2 separate regions of the Homo sapiens genome follow, and region 2 is linked to region 1. Evidence: read pairs that join two places in POLR2A ChIA-PET (ENCODE). Cell type or tissue: Panc1. All regions are shown on one strand. Links, peaks and the distances in the headings refer to the core of each region. The heading gives the core; the rest is flanking DNA. Region 1 overlaps CASP3 (caspase 3). Region 2 overlaps IRF2 (interferon regulatory factor 2).

What was found. Peaks named below come from ENCODE experiments on the same cell type or tissue, not always from the same donor. Only the 100,000 strongest peaks of a DNase experiment are listed, where the experiment ranks them.
Region 2: POLR2A ChIA-PET joins it to region 1 with 14 read pairs; 21 of 35 experiments call an interaction of 5 or more read pairs at or near these places.

Annotation. Positions count from the first base shown.
Region 1 is chr4:184,637,568-184,640,487 of GRCh38, reverse strand. CASP3 (caspase 3) reads left to right here. Exons shown (of 8, transcript NM_004346.4): 3 at 2,020-2,087. The coding sequence starts at 2,035. Among named protein-coding and RNA genes, the nearest start is that of CASP3, 10 kb to the left of the region's middle. In Panc1, for the core only: no CTCF peak of the experiment used is centred there; no DNase peak of the experiment used is centred there.
Region 2 is chr4:184,469,417-184,472,336 of GRCh38, reverse strand. The region is part of intron 1 of IRF2 (interferon regulatory factor 2); the gene reads left to right. Among named protein-coding and RNA genes, the nearest start is that of IRF2, 3.7 kb to the left of the region's middle. In Panc1, for the core only: no CTCF peak of the experiment used is centred there; no DNase peak of the experiment used is centred there; H3K4me3 peaks cover 104 bases; H3K27ac peaks cover 893 bases.

The sequences.
Region 1 (2,920 bases), core at 283-2,782:
TATACTACTGTATAATTATTCTTCTATCTAAAGTAAGATCTAATGGAAGATAGGAACTTTGTCTTGTCTTCCACTCTGTCCTATTTCCCAGGATGATACCTGGCACAAAGTATTTGTTTACTGACAAACTAAAAGATGATTTATCCCAATTATACTCACATCTTCCCTTGATTTTCCAGAAAGCCTACAGGAAGTAAGATGGTAGAAAAGCAAAGTCTTCGTAGAAATGCAGAGCATAGACTGGCTCTTGGAGAAGGTCAAACATCACCCTCTCCTGTGGTTAAATTGAGATGGTGGCACTGGCTGTCTTCTATATTATTGCTGCACCTTTCCTCACCAGGGGTGCACACAAAACTGGGAGAGAGGGGAGGAAGGAGCTTAGCTTTGTCTTAATAGAAGGGAAGAAATGATGTTTTCCAAGAGACCTTGAAATTGGGGACCTTGGTAAAGGTTTCAGTTTGGGAAGATAAAAAAGTCCTGGGATGGATTCCAACAGTGTAACTGTACTCAATGCCACTGAGCTGTACGCTTAAGAGTGGTAAATTTTATGTCTATTTCACCACAGTTTTAAAGATTAAAATTTTTAAAAGTGGGGGAAGTTACCTAGGACTTTCTAGAAGGACTTTTGAGGGTGAGCAAGTTCTGTTATAGGCTTGTGTATTATTTTGGTATTTCTGATTTTATCATAGGAGTGAGGTTAAAGTTGTATTTTGACTGGAATTTTTGACATTGTCAGGGTTTCTAGAGTGTGGAGAAGGTCACTCAGTATTTTTTGTTTTTGTTTTTTGTTTTGCCTTTGTTCTTGTTTTCCTCTATTTAGGGAGGTGGATTGCCATGGGAAGTACCTTTGCTTCGAAAAGCCAGAAAATGCCTGGTAGAACTCCAGAAAAGTAGTAAGGAGCTGGCTTCTTCAGAGGCAGCATAGCAGAGTGGGAAGAGGGCCCTGTCACTTAGATTGTGACTGTCGACAAAGTCACTTAACCACCAGAAGTTGGGTTTTCTGACGTTTAGAATTTTGAAAAGATTAAAACTGAGTGCCTTGCAAAGTACCTGGTATATATTAAGTGCTCAATAAGTGATAGTTGCTTTGATTCTAAGAACTGGTTCACCTTGTGAGATATAATTGTGTAATGGAAGAATGAAAGCAGAAACTTTAGTTTCTACTTTTACATTTCCTGGGCCATTTTACTACCCTAAATGAGAAGCTGGGCTTCCAAAACCCACTTTAAAAGTAAAGACTAGGCCGGGTGCGGTGGCTCTTGCCTGTAATCCCAGCACTTTAGGAGGCCTAGGTGGGCAGATCACTTGAACTCAGGAGTTTGAGACCAGCCTGGGCAATACAGCGAGACCGTATGTCTACAAAAAATACAAAAATTAGCCAGACATGGTGGTGCATGCCTGTAATCCCAGCTACTCGGGAGGCTGAGGCGGGAGAATTTGAGTCCAGGAGATCGAAGCTGCAGTGAGCCGTGATTGCGCCGCTGCCCTCCAGCCTGGGTGACAGAGTGAGACCCTGCCTCAAAAGAAAAAAAAAAAAAGAATAAAGATTAATGGAGATTTGGAACATCTTGATACTGTATCTTGGGAATCTAAGCATTGTAGAATTGTGTTATGTGAGTTATACCATTGTGGTGGGAAGTTTTTGATTTTTGTTTTAACTGTGTTGAGTTGCAGTTCTTAGAAATGACCCGAGGTGTTGTCTTACAAAAGAAATAAACTGTAATCTGTATCTTGATCTGATGAGGGTATGTAAATATAAAAAATCGAGCTGTATACTTTCTATATGCTTTATGTAGTTCACTATATATAATTCATAGCTCAATTAAAAAGAGAGAGAGAGGCTAAATTGTATGTACCATTGCAAAGAAATCATTATCCCCAGAACTGACTCACATACACCTTTAACAGTAGAGGGAGAACTGAGGTATTAATTTGGAAAAATAATCACTGGGATAATTAATATAATGCAGTGGTTTTATGACTGATTTTTTATTAACTTCTATTTTCTTTGTATTCTAGTTAATAAAGGTATCCATGGAGAACACTGAAAACTCAGTGGATTCAAAATCCATTAAAAATTTGGAACCGTGAGTATTTAAATTGAATTCTTTATAATCAGAGAAAGATGGGGATGTGTAATAAGCAAACCTCGAGCAGTGGGGCAAGAGGAAAGAGAGTGGTCTCTCTCTCAGGCCAGAGAGACCAAGTGACTTCCTACCTCAGACAGCTGTGTGGCTTTGCATAAACTGACTTTTCTTCTCTGAACCTCGTCTTTAACATGGGGCTAAAACTTTCACAGAACTGAAGGGAAGATGAAAGGAAAGGCCTAGTAGGGTGTGTGACCCATAGTTGGAAACCTAGTCCTGGAACCAAAAGGACACCACAGGAGAGGCAGGACTCCCAAGCGCCGGTGCTTTCTACCCTCCCGAATCGCTCTATAGGATTAGAGGGTTTAGGTTTGGGAGGAGTTTCTTGACCTCTTGTTTATGAGTTTTTACGACTAAAATGCAATGCCAGTTTTCAGTCCGGGGACAAACTGCCTAGTTATGGATGAATTTTACCCTTTTTTTCCCCGTGTCTTTTTGGAATATTCTGCTTATTAATGCTTCCAATAACTAGCAGATGGAAAAAGGAAAAAGATAAAACTCAAATTCACTTTTTAATTCTTGTCTGTTATTATTTATTTGGGATCTCTCGTAATACTTTAAATTCTGAAAGTTTATTTCTGAAACCCAGTATTGTTATTCTCGGCTGCCCTGAATATTACAAACTAATTTTATTACTAAACAATATGATTACAGAAATACTATTAACAAGTTACCACTAAAGATTTCACAATTTTGTTTAGCAAAGGGATTTTTCTAGAAAGTAAACTTTTAAAATGCAGTCCCATTTTAGAGAGTTGTTGCTGTCATTTAAA
Region 2 (2,920 bases), core at 212-2,711, 170 kb after region 1:
TGCTAGGCAGATGCAGTTATCCCTACCAGGCCCAGAGGGTGACTCTGTTTAACTTCACCACGCACGCAGATTCAGGATTCTCTGATTTCCCCAACTTTCCTTTATTCTTCTTTTAGTGGGAGAAGGGGCAAAAGTAGAAACCTAAAAAATCCTGGGAAAAGGAGCCTTTTCTGAGGAAACTTCAGCAGATGAAATATTTAAGACTTGAACTGGGATCTCTAGGGGGAACGTTGGAACATCTATTGATTGATGTGTCAAAGTCCGGAATTTCACTGTAATTAGTGAACGATTATAACTTGTAACTTTGTCTGTTATGTAAGAAATTACATTTTGGTCTCTTAGATCCAAGAGTTCTTGTCTGTTACGATTTGTAACTGCTTGTTAAAATTAAACATTTACATATTTCATTCTCAGTGAGTTGTCATTTTTTTGTTAGAGAAAGTTCCAGTTATTTCAGATTTACTTACCTGTAAAAATGTCAGCATAATCAAAAGTAAGGATCTGTAGTCAAACTGGAAGCAAATTATGGCAAACACATGCGTGCCATGAAGTTCTGACAGCCTTATGAACAATGGTCCCACTTTTATCCCACTTTCTGAAACACTTTATTAGGCAAATAGTGCACCAGAGCAAAAGATGTTTAAACTTACTGGAAAAATAGACACTTTGGATGCTCCACATTTGATGTGCATCAATTTTCTCATGTTACCAACGATGTTATATTTTTATTCTTAACATCATCTCGTACAAAACTGTTGTTTTTAGAGCATTTTCACATAATATCCTTTTGATAGTGAAAAACCACTGTACTCTATCTAAATGGAGTATCTGGGTTATAGTTCCCTTATCTGCCTTATACCAAAAAGGGCTTAACGCAGACAAGAGAATTTATGTACACACTCAATAAATATCCTTAGAACATCTATTATAAGCCAGACACAGTGCTAGCCTCTGTATACTCAACTGACAGCGAGAAAGACAGCATCTTTACACTAGGTTGTGTTCTGGTGAGTGAGCTGACCATTAACAACAAAAAATATAGTTATTACCTTTTGGGGTTAGCTGTAAGGAGGATAATAATAATTTTTAACTATATCTCGTAAGTGTTGCTTTCATGAACAATTGAGATACTGTATATGAAAGAACATTGCATAAATTATGGCAGTCTACAAATGTGTAAGGCATTAACTTTCAAAATTATATCAGATTATTCTTAGTGTAAAAAGGCCAGATAATCATGACTGGATTAGACACTATCTTTCTCATAGAATTTCCAGCAAGGAGGGATTTTACTTCTGAGCATATATAAATAATGATAAAAGATTAAACATGGAATAACTTTTATATAAAGTATCAAAAAAATTTCACAGTGGAATCCGATATTGTCAGTGAATTTTTTCCTGTCAGAAGGAAAGTTAGGTGGTATCCATGGAGACCAAATGATATGGAAATAACAGTGATTGGACCAATGTATTTTCCCTCTTTATGTCAGATAAGAAAATCTTCCCAAGCCTCTCTGTGCTTTAGTCTGAATCTTCTTCACTCTCGTGTCAACTTCTTCATTATCTGTCATTGCAGGTGTGCACTGGGCTGATTGTAGTATTTTGCTTTTACCACCTTTTTTTTCTTTTCTTTTTTTTTTTTTTTGAGGCAGAGTCTTGCTCTGTTGCCCAGACTGGTGTACAGTGGCACACTTTCAGCTCACCGCAACCTCTGCTTCCAGGTTCAAGCAATTCCTGTGCTTCAGCTTCCCGAGTAGTTGGGACTACAGGTGTGCGCAGGCGTGCGCTACCATGCCTGGCTAATTTTTGTATTTTTAGTAGAGACGGGGTTTCAGCATGCTGGCCAGGCTTGTCTCGAACTCCTGACCTCAGGTGATCTGCCCACCTCAGCCTTCTGAAGTTCTGGGATTACAGGCATGAGCCACTGCGCCGGCCTGCTTTACCATCTTGGCTCATGTGCATTTATTGAATGCTTACTGTGTGCCCAACACTGTATATGTGACAACATACATGAAAGTAAATATTAACTGATAGCATATATTTATAACATATATTACAATACGTAATATATGCAAATAAACGAAACTGCGGTGAAATGTCAGTTATTATTAGTAAAAATTAGTTCTTCTTTTCATCTGTATGAGACATGATGTTCCTTCCTGCACAGGGGTAGGAGGTCAGGACCTTCGGTCTCTGCCTGCCCCGTCGGCCCCCTGTGTTTGGCCTGAGTGTAATCAGTGGTCGGTGCACGATGCCAGCTTCATGCACAGTGTGCTGAATTGAGGAGTGGCTCTGGTGGCGGGAGTGACTGATGGAAAAGTGGGTGAGGAAGTTCCATCAAACTTTAATTTATCAACAAAGAACAAAGAATGATGAATAACATATAGGGTCCAGATTTGAACATGAAGACAGTATTTTTTATAGAGTACCAAGGAAAACACACAAGCAGGAAACACAGCTCACAGGTCCCCTTTGTCCCTGGGACTCCGTCTGAGGCTCGTTGGATTCAGAGCAAGCAGCAGGCCTGAAGTCTTGGCATTGACCTTCAAAGATCCCCTAAAAATAATTTTCCCCCTCAGAAGCTCCATCTTATGACAAACTGTCTCTGAAACAAATTGTGTTTATTTAAGTAGACTTCATGTATCCTTTTTCTTTTATTAGAGTCAAAGTCTCACTCTGTCCACCAGGCTGGAGTGCGGTGGCTCGATCATAGCTCACTACAGGCTCAAACTCCTGGGCACAAGTGATCCTCCTGCCTCAGTCTCCTGAGTAGCTGGGACAACAGGCATGTGCCACCCCAAAGCCCGACATACATTTTTGTGTAGAGACGGGGTCTCGCTATGTTGCCCAGACTGGTCTCAAACCCTTGGCCTCAAATGATCCTCCCTCCTCAGCATCCCAAAGTGCTGGGATTATAG